2 separate regions of the Homo sapiens genome follow, and region 1 is linked to region 2. A link is an interaction called in ENCODE POLR2A ChIA-PET data of the cell type or tissue named here. Cell type or tissue: A673. All regions are shown on one strand. Links, peaks and the distances in the headings refer to the core of each region. The heading gives the core; the rest is flanking DNA. Region 1 holds the start of LOC124903527 (a long non-coding RNA gene). Region 2 overlaps UBL7-DT (UBL7 divergent transcript).

Region 1 (8,325 bases), core at 176-8,175, 100 kb after region 2:
TGGTTTGAAGGTACATCAGCAGAATTTTTGTTTTAATTTTTTATTCATAGACTTTAGAACTGAAAATCATCTAGTCCAAATTCCTCACTTCACATTTGCGGAAACTGAGGCCTGAGTCTGTCGATTGCCTATTGGTTCTTGTTCAGCAGGTAAACTTAGCTTAAAGGCCTTCTCTCTTTCTTCATAGTAGAATCTACTTTGGACAAGAGAAATGGCTACCAGGTCCATTAAGCACAAAGCAAACTGCTGAGACCAACCTGCAGATTCTGCTTCTCTCAGTTGTTAGAAGAATCAAAGACGCGGCAGGCTTTTGTGTCTGGATTATCTGATGGGAGAAAGCGCCACTGTCATCTAGAGAGCCCTCGGCATAGCCTCCGCTCTGTTTCTGATGGCACCAAGGGCCAGCCTGCACTGGGAGCCACTGACAGTTTCACAGAGGGCCAGCCACAGGGAATAATGCGCCCAATCTCCTTATCAGCTTGATCTCCAGAACCAGGGTGCCTGATCAGGGCATGGGGGCTCGTGTGAGGAGAGTTCACTGTGGAGTGAGGAAAACAGCTTCCCAAGTATGCCCTGGGTGGAGCTGGGCCACACAGCAGGGTGCAGGGGCCACCACCACGGTTTCCAGTGCACCTCTTACCTGCGGTTTCTCTGTAGTGTGATGACAGTTCCCAGAAGAGTACACTTTCCCCTCTGGGAAGAGATCACTTATTAGTTAGGTTACAACCTTGACTTCAGACACCACTGTGACCCTTCCTTGTCTCCTCAGGTTCTGTATCTGCCATTGTTCCCCTGGCCCTAAGCAGTTCTCAGTCTAATATAATACAGTCACGTTGTGTGTGACTATAAAGAGGCTAATTTTTAATGAAATTTCTACATCTATAACAATGTTGTCCTTCAAAGATGCCATCTCAAACAGCCAGGCAATTAGTCCAATGACTACTCAAAATGAATTTGTAATTCCTCTCTGGGGAGTTGCCTTCAGAGGCAGTTTGAACCACACTAGAAAATCTCAGCCGGGTGCGTGGCTCACGCCTGTCATCCCAACACTTTGGGAGGCTGAAGTGGGAGGATTGCTTGAGTCCAGGAGTTTGAGACCAGCCTGGGCAACATAGTGAGACCTCGAGAAACATTTCTGGGTAGGTTAATTTATTAACACTATAAGGCATGGTAGGCATGGTAAAGGAAAGACAACCCCTGCCTTCATAGAGCTGACAGTCCTCCTGGGATATCGGATGGACAGATGTGAAACAATTAGAGAAGGACAATTTGCTAAACTTATAGGGGCATGATAGAAATTCTGAGAGGGAAGAAACCCACATGAACTGGGGTAGTGAGAACATGCTTCCTGGAAGGAGTGGATATGGAAGAACACTGTGAAGGATTTGAGGGGAGGCACAAAAGAGCGTGTTTTGGGGGCAATAGGGAGAAGGCCCAGTGAGTTGGAGTACAAGAGAGTTGCTTGGATATGCCAGGAATACTTCACATGTGATCTTCTAAGGGAGTGTTGAGGAACATGGGTCATGCGATTGGACATGTGAGATGGGCTAGGTAAGCAATAAGAGTTTTCATAGGTTTTTAAACAAGGAGGTGAGTAATATGGTAAAAGTAGTATTTTAATAAGATTGGCTGCAGTGTTCAAGTTGATCGTATGGCTAAGAGGCTGCTGCAGGCATCTAACTGTGGGCCAGAGAGGGCCTGGACCAGGATGGTGGCTGCAGGCCAAAAAGGAAGATGCCTTTGAGAGGTACCTCCAAGGACGAATCATGAAGCCTTCTAACACCCTGAAAGTGGGTGATAGGGAGAGGAGAGGAGCCAGTGCTGACACGAGGTTCCTGCCTTCCTGCCTAACTTCCAAGGGTGGTAGTGTTGCTGGGAAAAAATGAGGTGTGGGGAAAGGGAGCTAGTTTAGGGGAATGAAGATGAGCCCAGCACAAACATTCTGACTTGGAAGTAAACGGGTCACACGTGTGAAGATGCCCTAGGAGCTTCCGGAAATGTGAGCTTAGGAGCCCTGTGTGAGGGGACCTGGGGAGTGGTCCTCTCAGACACTCCAGGTAATGCCTTGGAAGGTGTGGACTCAAGGCCATGGGTGTGTTTGGGCAGATAGGCCTCCAAAAGGAGGTCGACGTTAGCCCTGTCCTGCTGGGGGCTTTTGTCTTTCTGGTAGGGGGAAGGTTTACTGTCCAGAACAGCACTGGGAGAAGTCAACCAGCACATGAGCTGTGTGTCTTAGGAGTATGCCCGTAATCCTCTGTTATTTTACCTATGAATTTGTGGATCTAATTCCATGACCCCTTTGTCCTTGACCCTCCAAGGACCAGCAGGTCAAGATAAAGGTCTTCAAGGTCACTAACCCCCTCCCCACACTTAGGAAAGAGGCCTAAGCCAGGTGCTGTGGCTCACGCTGCAGTCCATGTGCTTTGGGAGGCTGAGGCAGGAGGATTGCTTGAGCTTAGGAGTTTGAGACCAGCCTGGGCAACATAGGAAGATCCTGTCTCTACAGAAAATGTTTTTAAATTCCCTGAGTGTGGTGGTGTGTGCCTGTATTCCCAGCTACTTAAGAGGCTGAGTGGGAGGATGGCTGGAGGTTAAGTCTGCAATAAGTCATGATTGCACCGCTGCACTCCAGTCTGGGCAACAGAGTGAGACCCTATCTTTTAAAAAAAAAAAAAAAGAAGAAGAAGAGGCCTGGTCCTGCCGCAGCAGCCCCACATATCCATGCCCACAGTGCTTCCTTTTCATTCTCTGGCTTGAACCATCCTGTAAAAGAGTTGGTGAGGCTGCCATTCAGAGCTGAGAAAACTGCTGTGCCTTTAGGGAAAGAAGGCGGATGGAGCAGAAACAAACAGCTCTTCCCTGCTCAGGTTGGTTTAAGGTCCACCAGGCAGCCCAGTGAGACCTCAGCGAGACTGGGGCAATGGGAGGGGGCAAGGCAGAGGAGCAGTAGTCTGTGTACAGTAAAAGGAGTTTGCCATCAAAAGGCAACAAGTCTCATACCCTGCCCTGGACGGTGACCCTTCCCTGTGGAATTCTCCCCTCTGACCTCCAGATCATTAATCCCGAGGCTGCCAAATGACAGTCATCCATCACGCCTCCTGATGAGCATCCCAGCCGGCTGTGAAAGGACTTGCCCCGCCCTCACCATATCCCCTGGTGCTCATTAGTAGCCCTTCCTCCTCGGTGCCAGGTTTCCTAATCAAGTCCCTGGCTCCTCTCACTTCCCCTCGGGGCCATTGGGTGGAAGCTGCTCTGACCCTCCCCCTTTCAGAGGCCAGGGAGTGGGTGGAGTGATTGGTGTGGGGAGAGAATTGAGTGGCTTTTCATTCCTCTGGAGACCTGTGTGTCCAGCAGCTCCTTTGACATGGCGGGGCACACGAGAGAGAAATAAACCATTTCTCCATCAAGCAGGAGAGGAGAAAGCAGGCATGTGCAAACAAGCACACTCTTTTTTTTTTTTTTTTTTTTTTTTTTTTAAGACAGTCTCACTGTCGCCCAGGCTGGAGTGCAGTGGTGTGATCTCGGCTCACTGCAAGCTCCGCCTCCCGGGTTCATGCCATTCTCCTGTCTCAGCCTTCCGAGTAGCTGGGACTACAGGCGCCTGCCACCATGCCAGGCTAATTTTTTTTGTATTTTTAGTAGAGACGGGGTTTCGCCATGTTAGCCAGGATGGTCTCGATCTCCTGACCTCGTGATCTGCCCGCTTCGGCCTCCCAAAGTGCTAGGATTACAGGCGTGAGCCACCGCACCCAGCCAGCGAGCACACTCTTATAAGCAGCACTGAGCGCTGCCAGGAGGGTGACTAGGCAGGGCTCCCCTTCTAGGAAGTCAGAGAAAGGCATCCCAGAGGAAGCTGCCGCTGAATGGAGTCTGAAAGCTGCAGAGATAAGTCGCCAGATCACTAGGAATAGTCTGGAATCATACTGCCAGCAAAACAAAAACAAAAACACACACACACGAACTAAAAAACAAGCACCTTTGAAATCATCTAGTCTGGCCCTCTTATTTACAGACGGCAAAACAGAACCAGAGAGGCTAAGTGCTTTGCCAAAGGCCCACACAGCCTGTGCGTTGGACCTGTCCTGACAGCTAGTCTGAGTGTTCAGGCTTGGGGAGTTTGAGTTAAATTACACTTCCAGGTTGATGAGCATTGTTTCCAGCTCGGCTAAAGGTGGGCATACACGGAATCTTTCTTCTCAGCCTGATGATGATCCCGCTGTCTCTTTCTCTCGTTGGACAACCACAGGGACCCCCATCAACCGAATCCCCATCATGGCCAAACAGATCCTGGACCTGTACATGCTGTATAAGCTGGTGACCGAGAAGGGAGGCCTGGTGGAGATCATCAACAAGAAGATCTGGAGGGAGATCACCAAAGGCCTAAACCTGCCCACATCCATCACCAGCGCCGCCTTCACCCTCAGGACGCAGTGAGTGGCCAGGGCCTGGGAGAAGGAAGCTGAGGCTGGAGAAAGGGGATGTTGTAACCTAGAGGAGAGGAAGGAAGGAAATTCCTTTGTATGGTTAGCAAGATGAGTGGATTCCCGAAACAGTGGGGAGCTTTCTGAGATGAATCCCTCACTAAACCAAGTAGTGATGAGAACCACCATTTACCAAGTGTCTACTCTGTGCTGGTACTTTACTATTTCATTTAAACCTCACAGTCAACCCTGTAAAGTAGGTATGCCCCCATTTCCCACATTACAAAAATGAAGTCTCCATGGTTAAATAATTTGGCTAAGGTCATATACCAGCCAGTAAGTGGTAGAGCTGAGATTCAGACCTGGGCTTCTGTCTCTAAGACCTGTGCCCCTTCCAGGACATTGTCTTCCAAACAGCATCTCCACCCCAAGTGGCCCCTCTTACCTGATATTCAGCTTACCCAGCGGCAGAGGACCCAGAGAAAGGCAGGCAGGAAGGCCCCCTTGGATTGGTGACCTGGTTTTGTCAGCATTTGAGTTAATTACATGGGTGATGGAAGCGGTGAAACCAATAGTAGCACTGAAGAATGAGGGCCAGAGAGGAATCTTTTCTTCTGGAACACTCTGGAAGTTGTTCTGTGAAGAGTATGCAATGAACAACTGACATCAGTTAGGTAGCATGTTGTAGCTACAACCAGAATGGCAAGGTTCTTGGGTAGAGAACTGCTTCTTGGGACCTAAGACACAAAGAATGACAGTGTCTAGGTCCCATGCACAATGGGAAGAATTGCTCCTATCTGACTAGCCCAGCTCTGAATGGTTATAAGATCAAGAAGTCAGAAAGCCCTTGTAAAACATGGGCCTAATTTTTCCCAGGGCTTCAAAACAAATGTGAAAACGCCAACTAAGATGTTATTTATTTCCCCTAATGAATGGTGCTTCAAAGTAGAGCCTATTTAGGATTGAGTGGCAGTCAGAGGAGGCTGGGGCAGAGTGTCCGGCCATCCCAGACTTTTCTGCCAAGTATACCAAGGTTGCAATCCTTTGCCCTAGAGTCCTGCCCAACAGAGACTGCTTCCAGAGACCCACCAACCTCAACTGGGTGGTCTCTGGTGCTGTTTTGGATTATTCTCCCTGCTTGCTTCCTTTCCTCCAGGTACATGAAGTATCTGTATGCCTATGAGTGTGAGAAGAAAGCCTTGAGTTCCCCAGCCGAGCTCCAGGCAGCAATTGATGGCAACCGCAGGGAGGGCCGGCGGCCCAGCTACAGCTCCTCCCTCTTTGGCTACTCACCTGCTGCGGCTACTGCTGCTGCCGCTGCCGGGGCCCCTGCCCTTCTCTCCCCACCCAAGATCCGCTTTCCCATCCTTGGGCTTGGCTCCAGCAGTGGTACCAATACCAGTAGCCCTCGGATATCCCCAGCAACCACTCTCAGGAAAGGTCAGCAGGGCTCCTGGGGGAGAAGGAAGAAAGGGAGGAAGGGATGCCAGTTCCCTGTGTTCAAGACTGGGGTTTTGGGGCAAGAGGGTCAATTGTGGATTGGTCCAGCTCCAGTTCCTTTGCAGGTGATGGAGCCCCAGTGACAACAGTGCCTGTGCCAAATCGTCTGGCTGTGCCCGTGACCTTGGCAAGCCAGCAGGCTGGTACTCGGACCGCCGCACTGGAGCAGCTGCGGGAGCGGCTGGAGTCAGGGGAGCCTGCTGAGAAGAAGGCATCGAGGCTGTCTGAGGAGGAGCAGCGCCTGGTGCAGCAGGCCTTCCAGCGCAACTTTTTCAGCATGGCACGGCAGCTCCCCATGAAGATCAGGATCAACGGCAGGGGTGAGCCAGGCTCAGGGCCGGGCCTTCCCTTCCTGGAAACCCCAAGCCCATTCACGCCTCCTGGGACTGGTGGGGCAGGGGTGGTGAGGCACATACTCCTGACCTGGAAGAGGCCCCTCCAGGTTCTGCCTTCCAGGCCCCTAGAAGAGAGGCACTGAGATCTTAGTTCACCAAGCTGAGGTTGTTTGGTAGAGGGGACCACATGTTGCCTCAGGCAGTGCCCTGTTCTCTAGTAAGAGGGAAAAGCAGTTATTCACAGAGGAGGAGCCAGAGGCCTTCAGAGAGCTGCTGCGTTTCCCCACCAGCCATTACCCCAGCACCTCACTGGATGTAGGCAAGAGCAGGGCACCGTCTGCAGGTCTGGGAGGAAGACACCCCATGTTCCTGAGGCTCAGCGAGGGGCCAAGTTGCCCCGGGCTGGACAGTGGGACTCAGGAATATAGACAGAAGGAGGAAACACAAGTTTGGCAGCATAATTGACATCCTTTCCCTTCCTCTTCACATTGTTCTGGTGCCCCACATTCTCTTCCTCAAGCCACACGCCCCTTTTCCCATTCACACACATTCTTTCCCATTCTGGTCCTGATGCTATCTCAAAGCAAACATGAATGAGATGTGTGGGAAGGAGCCAGGTGTGAAGGGAGCTATACATATTCCCAGGCTGCCCCTCCTACCCCATTGCCCTTGGGGACCAGAAGGAAACTGGGAGGTAACAGCTCATCCAGGGCCAGGTACCCTGCTCCTGCACAAAGCAAAGGGCTGTTAGAAAAGACAGCTCACCGGGAAGAATTCTGAGTCTGGGGTGAGCCAGCCAAAGGCCGTGTGTGCCAGCACTTGCAGGCTTCCACAAACGCCAGCTGCCTGGGTGGTCATGGAGGGGAGGGGCTGAGGGCGTAGACTCCTCTCTCTGAGGGACTCAGAGTCAAAGGAAAGAAAGGGCAGGTGGGTCCTCAAAGTTGGGGCTGGGTCTCATTGATCTCTGATTTCCTGGGCCTGGTGTATAGTGTAGTTCAGGGTTTGCCCGTCACTTGGAAAGTGCCAGTGCAGAGTGGTGGGGCCGGAGCCGGCCTCCTTGCCTACTGTGATTCCTTTTCTCTGGGAGCAGAGGTAGTTGAGGGGATGAACTGGGTCAGTGGAAAAAGCCAGCAACAGGAGATTGGCGAGCCTGGGATCTCCTGCCATACCCTACACTCAGGAGAAGGTTACATAGATGCCTTTTAACAGCGTGAGGCTTTGACCAGGGGTGGCCAGGCAGCATCAGAGAGGACAACAGGAGTGCTGTGGAAGGCTTGACCAGGCCCACTGTCTCCCTGTCCCCAGCAGAAGACAGAGCAGAGGCCTCGGCTGCAGCACTGAACCTGACCACGAGTAGCATTGGGAGCATTAACATGTCTGTGGACATCGATGGCACCACCTATGCAGGTGAGGCCCTGGAGCTCTGGGGGAGGCCCACGTGGCCGCAGCTAGCCACAGGGCAGCTCTGCGGCTGGCCCTGCCTCTTACCCTCTGTCTGAACACCTCCCACAGTGGCTTCCTTTTTCCTGGTCTCAGAGTTGCAAAGGTCAAGTGGTCCTCTGGACTAGTAGACTGTGGATTGTTAACAGGATGATAGGTCCCTCCCACTTTGGCAGAAACCCTTCACCTAACCCTTTTAGACCAGTGGTTGGCTCGTTAATTGAAGAAGTCAGTCAGTGTCCCACAATCCCCAGGTCTTCTCATGCACAGCCTTTCTCTGACTGTAATTCAGCTCTTCTCTTCCTTTTGCAGACTGAGACACAGGCAAAGGAACCCCAGTATAGGAGAATCAGCTTACATTGTTAAGCTCCCTGCCCCCCAGTCTTTTACAGTTATCTTTTCCTAAACCTAATTTGGCAACAGTGTTTTGTTGGTTGGTTGATTTCGCACCTTTACAGAGTCTTTCTAAGGGTTTAACTTAGTATTCATGACTGGGCACGGTGGCTGATGCCTGTAATCCTTGCACTTTGGGAGGCTGAGGCAAGAGGACCACTTGAGCCCAGGAGTTTGAGACCAGCCTGAGCAACATAGCAAAATCCCAAATCTACAAAATACAAAAAAAAATAGCC
Region 2 (8,325 bases), core at 205-8,204:
GTCCATGTTGATGTGGGCATCAATTTATAAAAACAATTTTAATGCAAACATTCAATAGGGCTTCTTTCCCATTTTCCCAAGATTTCATCTCTCTCTCTGCTATGGACACAGATGGCTTCACTCCATCCTGTATTCTTCGGACCATGATAAAATTCCAGACTCTCGGTAGTTTTTGCGTTCCAAGAAGTAGAGCCTAGAGTGGTGGCCTATAATTACAGTTACTCAGGAGGCTGAGGCAGGAGGATCCTTTGAGTCCAGCAGTTTGAGGCCAGCCTGGACACCACAGCAAGACCACCAATAAATAAATAAATAAATGGAACATGTTTCCCTGTCATGGTCATTTTCATCCATTCCTCTGGTAGAAGCATCAGATTCCTTCAAGCAAGGGTTTATGTTGGGGTCTCTCAATCTCTGCGTTAGCACAGGCATCCAGTCTTCTTATGGAGGGGGACGGGGAGGTGGAATGGAGAAACGAGAGAGGCGAATCAGAGACCTCACTGCCTTCTGCCCATTGGTGCTGCCCGTGGACGGCTGGCACAGGGGAGCACCCCATGCTTCTGCCTTCAATGGTGCGGGGAGGGGCAGAGGACAAGGAAACGCAGGAAACTAGGAGTGGGGCAGGCAGACATGCTTCAAAGGCTGGAGCCAAGGAGGGTGCAGGGAGAGTTGGGAGTTCCTGGACCAGGCAGGGGTCACCTCCTCACCACAGCCAGAATAGCTCTACCAGTGCCCATGCCATCTCCAGCTCCAAACACCGTTTTTTCTGTTTCCTAATTCATTAATTTCTTTCTTTTTTTTTGGAGATGGAGTCTCACTCTGTTGCCCAGCCTGTAGTACAGTGGAACAATCTCAGCTCACTGCAACCTCTGCCTCCCAGGTTCAAGTGATTCTCCTGCCTCAGCCTCCTGAGTAGCTGGGATTACAGGTACGCGCCACCATGTGCCTGGCTAATTTTTGTATTTTTAGTAGAGACAGGGTTTCGCCATGTTGCCCAGGCTGGTCTCGAACTCCTAAGCTAAAAGTGATCACCTGCCTCAGCCTCTCAAAGTGCTGGGATTACAGGCGTGAGCTACTGCCCCCGGCCCTCACTTATTAATTTCTATTTATGTCTATATTCATTCCTACCTTCTACTTTCTCTTGGTTTACTTTGCTTTTTTCCTTTTTAGTTGATGTTTACTTTTACTGATATGTGTATTTGATGTAATACATTTCCTAACAATGCTTTTGCAGTACCTCATAAATTCAGATAAGCTGTGTTTTCATTATTGTTATTTTATAAAATTCTGCAATTTTGGTTTGTATTACCCTGTTGACTCAAGAGTTGCTCGATCGAGTTCTTTAAAATTTCTAGGCTGGGCATGGTGGCTCACACCTGTAATCCCAGCACTTTGGGAGGCCAAGGGGGGCAGATCACTTGAGGTCAGGAATTCAAGACCAGCCTGGCCAACATGGTGAAACCTCGTCTCTACTAAAAATACAAAAATTAGCTGGACGTGGTGGCAGGCACCTGTAATCCCAGCTACTTGGGAGGCTGAAGCACGAGAATTGCTTGAACTCGGGAGGCAGAGGTTGCAGTGAGCCAAGATCGCGCCACTGCACTCCATCCAGCCTGAGAGACAGAACGAGACTCCATCTCGGAAAAAAAAAAAAAAATTCTAGTTCGAAAAGTCTTTTTACTTTTAATTTTGTTAATTTGTCATTGTATTGCATTTTGTGATCAGAGAATGTTGTTTCTGCTATTGCTAGTTCACGAATGTTTCTTTCAATTACTCAGTAGACAGTTCTCTGATCCACCAATTCTCAGGATACGGTCCTCTCCTTCTGGGGCTAATTCTAGCCAATGCTATCTGTGTGCTGCCACCTCCAGGACCTGGCTGCACTCTGCTGTCTTCCACACAACCCTCCTGACTTCCCGTTCAGAAGTGAGCTCTAGACCTAGCTCTGCTGGTTTCAGATATTTATCTCCCCATTTATATGTAAATTGAAGTTTGAGGTATGCCCTGTCTCCTAGTGATGCTGTGAGGGATGGGGTGATTTATTTAAGTTGCTTTCATTGTCAATCTGTATGGTTTGTGAAGGACTGTGAAGGGATTTTAGGCATCTGCCATTATTCCACGAGAATCAGGAAGCTTTGTGCTTTCTTTTTATTGTATCTTTGCTGCTTTTTCTTCATTCCTGCCTCCCATTGGCTTAATCAAATTTTCTTTTTTGCCCTTCCCTTCCCATCCACATTGAAGTCATAGTTCCATTTCGGTTCTCTCAGTGGTATCCCTTAAAAGCACAGCATCCACATTTAGCTTAGCAAACTCTAAAGTTAATCAGTATCACCACCTCCCTCCCAAACAGTATGAAGATCTTAGAATGCTCCAATTCCCAGCCAGGCATGGTGGCCCATGCCTGTAATCCCAGCTCATTGGGAGGCTGAGACAGGAGGACCTCTTGAGGCCAGGAGGACCCCTTGAGACCAGCCTGGGCAACATAGCAAGACCTTGTCTCTACAAAAAATAAAAATATTTAGCTGGGTGTGGTGGCACGCATCTGTAATGTCAGCTACTCGGGAGGCTGAGGTGAGAGGATGGCTTGAGCCCAGGAATTCAAGGCTGCAGTGAGCTATGATAGTGTCACTACACCTCAGCCTGGAATCCTGTCTCTTACTAAAAAAAAAAAAAAAATTGCTTTTTTTTTTTGAGATGGAGTCTTGCTCTGTCGCCCAGGCTGGAGTGCAGTGGCATGATCTCGGCTCACTACAACCTCTGCCTCCCGGGTTCAAGCGATTCTCCTGCTTCAGCCTCCCAAGTAGCTGGGACTACAGGCATGTGCCACCATGCCTGGCTAATTTTTTTTTTTTTTTTTTTTAGAGACAGGGTTTCACCATGTTGGCCAGGCTGGTCTCCAACTCCTGACCTCAGGTGATCCACCCACCTCAGCCTCTAAAAGTGCTGGGATTACAGGCGTGAGCCACTGCACCTGGCCAAAAAGAATGCTTTGACTCTCATCATCTCCCTCTCACCGTATTATTAATTCAACAAACATTTGTGAGTGCCTACCACATGCCAAGTTGATACAGTAATGAAGAAAAGAAGAGGAAAGGGAGGGAATGGGAGAGAATCTCTGTGCTAATGGATTACATTTTGGTGGGAGAGATAAACAAGATGCAAAATTAAAATCTGTAGTGTGGGCCAGCAGTGGTGGCTCACATTTGTAATCCAACACTTTGGGAGGGCAAGGCGGGTGGATCATTTGAGGTAAGAAGTTCAAGACCAGCCTGGTCAACATGGTGAAACCCTGTCTCTACTAAAAATACAAAAATTAGCTGGGCGTGTTGGTACATGCCTGTAATCCCAGCTATCCAGGAGGCTGTGGCAGGAGGATCACTTGAACCTGGGAGGCGGAGGTTGCAGTGAGCCAAGATCACGCCATTGCACTCTAGCCTGGGTGACAGAGCAAGGCTTTGTCTCAAAAAAAAAAAATTTTTTTTAGTAGGTTGCACAGTGAAAAGTACTAAGGTGCAAAACACTAAAGCAGGGTAGGAGAATATGAAGTGATGTGGCCACGAGAAGCCTCACTAGAAAAGTAAATTTTTGTTGTGTTTTGGAGACGGGGTCTCACTCTGTCACCCAGACTGGAATGTAGTGGTGCTATCACAGCTCACACAGCCTCAACTTCCCCACCTCAGCTTCCCAATTAGCTGGAATTACAGGCACATGCCCCACACTGGGCTAATTTTTCTATTTTTTAGAGATGAAGATTTCCCCATGTTGCCCAGTTGCCCAGGCTGGCCTCAAACTCCTTGGGCTCAAATGATTTGCCCACCTCAGCCTCACTGGGATTACTGGCATGAACCACTGTGCCTGGCCTGAATGTTTTCTTTTCTTCGAGACCGAGTCTTACTGTTGCCCAGGTTAGAGTGCAATGGCACAGTCTCAGCTCACTGCAACCTCCGCCTCCTGGGTTCAGTTGACTTTCCTGCCTCAGCCCCCCGGAGAAGCTGGGATTACAGGTGCCCGCCACCACACCCAGCTAATTTTGTATTTTTAGTAGAGATGGGTTTCACCATGTTGGCCAGGCCAGCCTCAAACTCCTGACCTCAGGTGATCCACCCGCATCGGCTTCTCAAAGTGCTGGGATTACAGGCATGAGCCACTGCGCCCAGCTGAATTTTGTTTGTTTGTTTGTTTGTTTATTTTGAGATGGAGTCTCGCTCTGTTACCCAGGATGGAGTGTAGTGACGCGATCTTGGCTCACTCCAACCTCTGCTTCCCAGGTTTAAGGGATTCTCATGCCTCAGCCTCCTGAGTAGCTGGATCTACAGGCACATGCCACCACGCCCAGCTAGGTTTTTTTGGTAGAGACGGGGTTTCACCCTGTTGGCCAGGCTGGTCTCAAACTCCTGCCCTCAAGTGATCCGCCTACCTTGGCCTCCCAAAGTGCTGGGATTATAGGTGTGAGCCACCGCACCAGGCTTATTTTTTATTTTTATTTTTTTTAGAAACAGGGTCTTACTCTGTCATCTAGGCTGGAGTGTAGTGGCATGATCATAGCTCACTGCAACCTCAAACTCCTGAGCTCAAGGTATCCTCTGTCTCAGCCTCCCAAGTAGCTGAGACTACAGGAATGTGCCACCAAGCTGGCTATTTATTTTATTTTCTGTAGAACCAAAAAAGGTCTCACTATGTTCCCTAGGCTGGTCTCGAACTCGTGGCCTCAAGCAATCCTCCCACCTCAGCCTCCCAAGCACTGGGATTACAGGTATGCTCCACCTTGCCTGGCTGAAAGGCAACTTTTGAATTAAGACATGAAGGAAATGAGAGCTAGCCATGTAGATATCTTGGAGAAGAACATTCTAGGCAAAGAGAATAGCAAGTACCAAAGACTTAAAGCACTTTTTGACATGTTTAAGGAACAGCAAGGAGCCCTATGAGGCTACAGTGAAGAGAAGGAGGAGAAGAGTGATAAGATTTTTTTTTTTTTTTTTTTTTGAGCCAGAGTCTCGCTCTGTCGCCAGGCTGGAGTGCAGTAGCGAGATCTCAGCTCACTGCAACCTCCGCCTCACGGGTTCAAGTGGTTCTTGTGCCTCAGCCTCTTGAGTAGCTGGGACTACGGGCACATACCACCATGCCCAGCTAGTTTTTGTATTTTTGGTAGAGATGGGATTTTGCCATGTTGGCCAGGCTGGTCTCGAATTCCTGACCTCAAGTGATCCGCCCGCCTCAGCCTCCCAAATTCCTGGAATTACAGGTGTGTGCCACCATGCCAGCTAATTTTTGTATTTTTATTAGAGGCAGGGTTTTGCCATGTTGGACAGGCTGATCTCAAACTCCTGACCTCAAGTGATCTGCCCACCTTGGCCTCCCAAAATGCTGGGATTATAGGCGTGAACCACCACACCCAGCCAGAAGAGTGATAGGATTTTGAGGTCACAAACCTAATATGGAGACCAAAGTAGAATCGTGTGGTCCATATTAAGGATTTTGGTCTTTATTATGAGATAGAGACCCACTGAAGAGTGCTAAGGGACATGGTTTGGCATATGCTGTATCAGGATCATTCTGGTTGCTGTGTCAAGAACAAAATGACCGGGCACAGTGGTTCACGCCTGTAATCCCAGCACTTTGGGAGGCCGAGGTGGGCGGATCACCTGAGGTCGGGAGTTCGAGACTAGCCTGACCAACATGGAGAAACCCCATCTCTAGTAAAAATACAAAAATTAGCCGGGCATGGGTGGTGCATGCCTGTAATCCCAGCTACTTGGGAGGCTGAGGCAGGAGGATCGCTTGAACCTGAGAGGCGGAGGTTGCAGTGAGCCAAGATCGTGCCATTGCACTCCAGCCTGGGCAACAAGAGTGAGACTCCATCTCAGAAAAAAAAAAAAAAAAGAACAATGCTGGAGAGAAAGCCAGCTAGGAAGTTACACTAATCCATGTGAGAGATGATGGTGACCTGCCCAGCATTGGGAAGTAGGAAGGCATGGGAAGTGCTTGAATGCTGAGTGTGTTTTGCAGGCAGAGCTGACAGAATTTTCTGACTGACCAATGGGGTGTGAGAAGTGAGAGGCCAAGGAGGACACCCAGTATTTTGAGCAACTGGAAGAACAGAGTTGCCATTAACTTCTTGTTGACTAGAATTTAATCACATGGCATAGGAGGCAGAATTCTAAGAATTCTTCCTATGATCCTTGCCTTGGCATAATCCCTTTCTTCCTTTTTGAGGATAGGTAGAAATCAACATGATCTCACTCCTGAGATTATGTTCTGTTATAAAGCAAAAGGATTATCCAGGTGGGTGTAATCTAATCACAAGCCCTTGAAAATCAGTTTTTCTGGCTGCTGGGCAGAAGGGGAAGACAGAGAGTGTATTAATCAGGGTTCTCCAGAGAGGCAGAACCAATAGAAAGGATGGATGAATAGATAGATAGATTAGATAGATAGATAGATAGATAGATAGATAGATAGATAAAGGGGGTATTTTTTAAAAAAGAGATGGAGTCTCACTAGGATGCCCAGGCTGTTCTTGAACTCCTGAGCTCAACTGATTCTCCTGTGTCCACCTCCCAAAGTGCTGAGATTACAGGCATGAGCCACCACACCCAGCCAGAAAGTATTTTTTAATTAAGGTGTGTACTATGTTTTTTTTAGGCATAATGAATGCTATTGCACATGTAATAGATTACAGTATAGTGTAAACATAACTTTTACATGCACTGGGAAACAAAAAAATGTGAGCCAGTGCACCTGGCTGAGAGGGGATTTATTAGAGGAATTGGCTCATGTGATTATGGTAGGCAAAAAGTCCCACAATGAGCCATATGCAAGCTGGAGACCCTGGGATGCTGGTAGCATGGCTCAATCCAAGTCTGAAGGCCTCAGAACCAGGGAGGCCAAGGGTGTAACTCTCAGGCCGAGCCCAGAGGCCTGAGAACTCAGGGAGGGGAGCCACTGATGTAAGTCCTGGAATCCAAAGGCCGAGAAGTCTGGAGTTATTGTCCAAGGACGGGAGAGGAAGAGTGTATCCCAGCTCCAGCAGGTAGATCAGCACATTCATTTTTGCCCTGGTTTTTCTTCTCTCCAAGCCCCCAGCAGATTGAATGGTGCCCACCCACATTGCAGGCAGATCTTTCCCACCTAGTCCACTGAGACTCACACACTAATCTCCTCTGGAAACACCTTCACAGAGACACTCAAAAGAATGCTTTAGTAGGTTTCTACGTTTTCCTTAATCCAGTTAAGTTGACACCTAAAATTAACCATCAGAGAGAGATTCCAAGCATAAGAAAGGCACTGCACCAAGGCTGCCTTGAAGATGTAGGGGACTGGCCAGGTGCAGTGGCTCACACCTGTAATCTCAACACTTTGGAAGGTCAAGGAGGGCAGATCACTTGAGGTCAGGAGTTCGAGACCATCCTGGCCAACATGGTGAAACCCCATCTCTACTAAAAATACAAAAATTAGCCAGGCGTGGTGGTGCACACCTGTAATCCCAGCTACTTGGGAGGCTGAGACAGGAGAATCTCTTGAACCCAGGAGGCAGAGGTTGCAGTGAGCCAAGATAGCATCACTGCACTCCAGCCTGGGTGGCAGAGCAAGACTCTGTCTCAAAAAAAGAAAAAAAAAAGAAAGAAAAGAAAAGGTGTAGGGACCACAGGAAGTATCCCGGCAGCCTCTGGGAACACAGAGCAGCCCCCGCTGCTCACAGCCAGGTAGGAATCAGGATCTCAGATCTACAGCCACAAGGAACTGGATTCTGCCAACCTGAATGAGTCTAGAAGTAGATTCTTTTCCAGAGCCCAGCCCATGGACACCTTGGTATCAGCCTTTTGGGACCCTGAGCAGAGAACCCAGCCAAGCCCAGACTTCTGACCTACAGAACTCTGAGATAATAAGTGGGTGTTGTTTTAAGCTGCTAAGTCTGTGGTCATTTGTCACACTGCAATAGAAAACAAACACATATGGCCACTCCTAACTGAGAGAGGTTGGTAAATGGTGTCTCAAGCTGGATATTCATGTGCATTGCTAAACTTGGAGGAGGAGTTCTATGATGAAAGAAAGAGAAGCATGAATATTAGGGAGATGATAAGACATTCTTCCACACACTGTAAACCTGCCCTGTCCAATACAGCACACACTAACCACATGTGGGTATCTTTTTTTTCTTTTTTTTTGAGATAGAGTCTCACCCTGTCGCCCAGGCTGGAGTGCAAGGGTGTGATCTTGGCTCACTGCAACCTCCACCTCCCAGGTTCAAGCAATTCTCCCACCTCAGCCTCCAGAGTATTTGGGATTACAGGCACCTGCCATCATGCCTGGATAATTTTTGTACTTTTGTAG

The links. ChIA-PET counts read pairs that join two places held together with the same protein. Peaks named below come from ENCODE experiments on the same cell type or tissue, not always from the same donor. Only the 100,000 strongest peaks of a DNase experiment are listed, where the experiment ranks them.
Region 1: POLR2A ChIA-PET joins it to region 2 with 10 read pairs; 4 of 35 experiments call an interaction of 5 or more read pairs at or near these places.

The regions. Positions count from the first base shown.
Region 1 is chr15:74,585,574-74,593,898 of GRCh38, forward strand. It overlaps ARID3B (AT-rich interaction domain 3B), which reads left to right. Exons shown (of 9, transcript NM_006465.4): 5 at 4,247-4,430; 6 at 5,578-5,861; 7 at 5,987-6,241; 8 at 7,565-7,663. LOC124903527 (a long non-coding RNA gene) reads right to left here and starts at 5,533. Exons shown (of 2, transcript XR_007064718.1): 1 at 4,883-5,533; 2 at 25-4,488. RefSeq lists enhancers at 2,483-3,268, 3,269-4,054 and a silencer at 2,955-3,249. In A673, for the core only: no CTCF peak of the experiment used is centred there; a DNase peak (open chromatin) is centred at 3,228; H3K27ac peaks cover 1,140 bases.
Region 2 is chr15:74,480,970-74,489,294 of GRCh38, forward strand. It overlaps UBL7-DT (UBL7 divergent transcript), which reads left to right. Exons shown (of 4, transcript NR_120377.1): 4 at 82-323. It overlaps LOC101929333 (a long non-coding RNA gene), which reads right to left. Exons shown (of 2, transcript NR_198993.1): 2 at 1-434. Among named protein-coding and RNA genes, the nearest start is that of UBL7-DT, 24 kb to the left of the region's middle. In A673, for the core only: no CTCF peak of the experiment used is centred there; no DNase peak of the experiment used is centred there.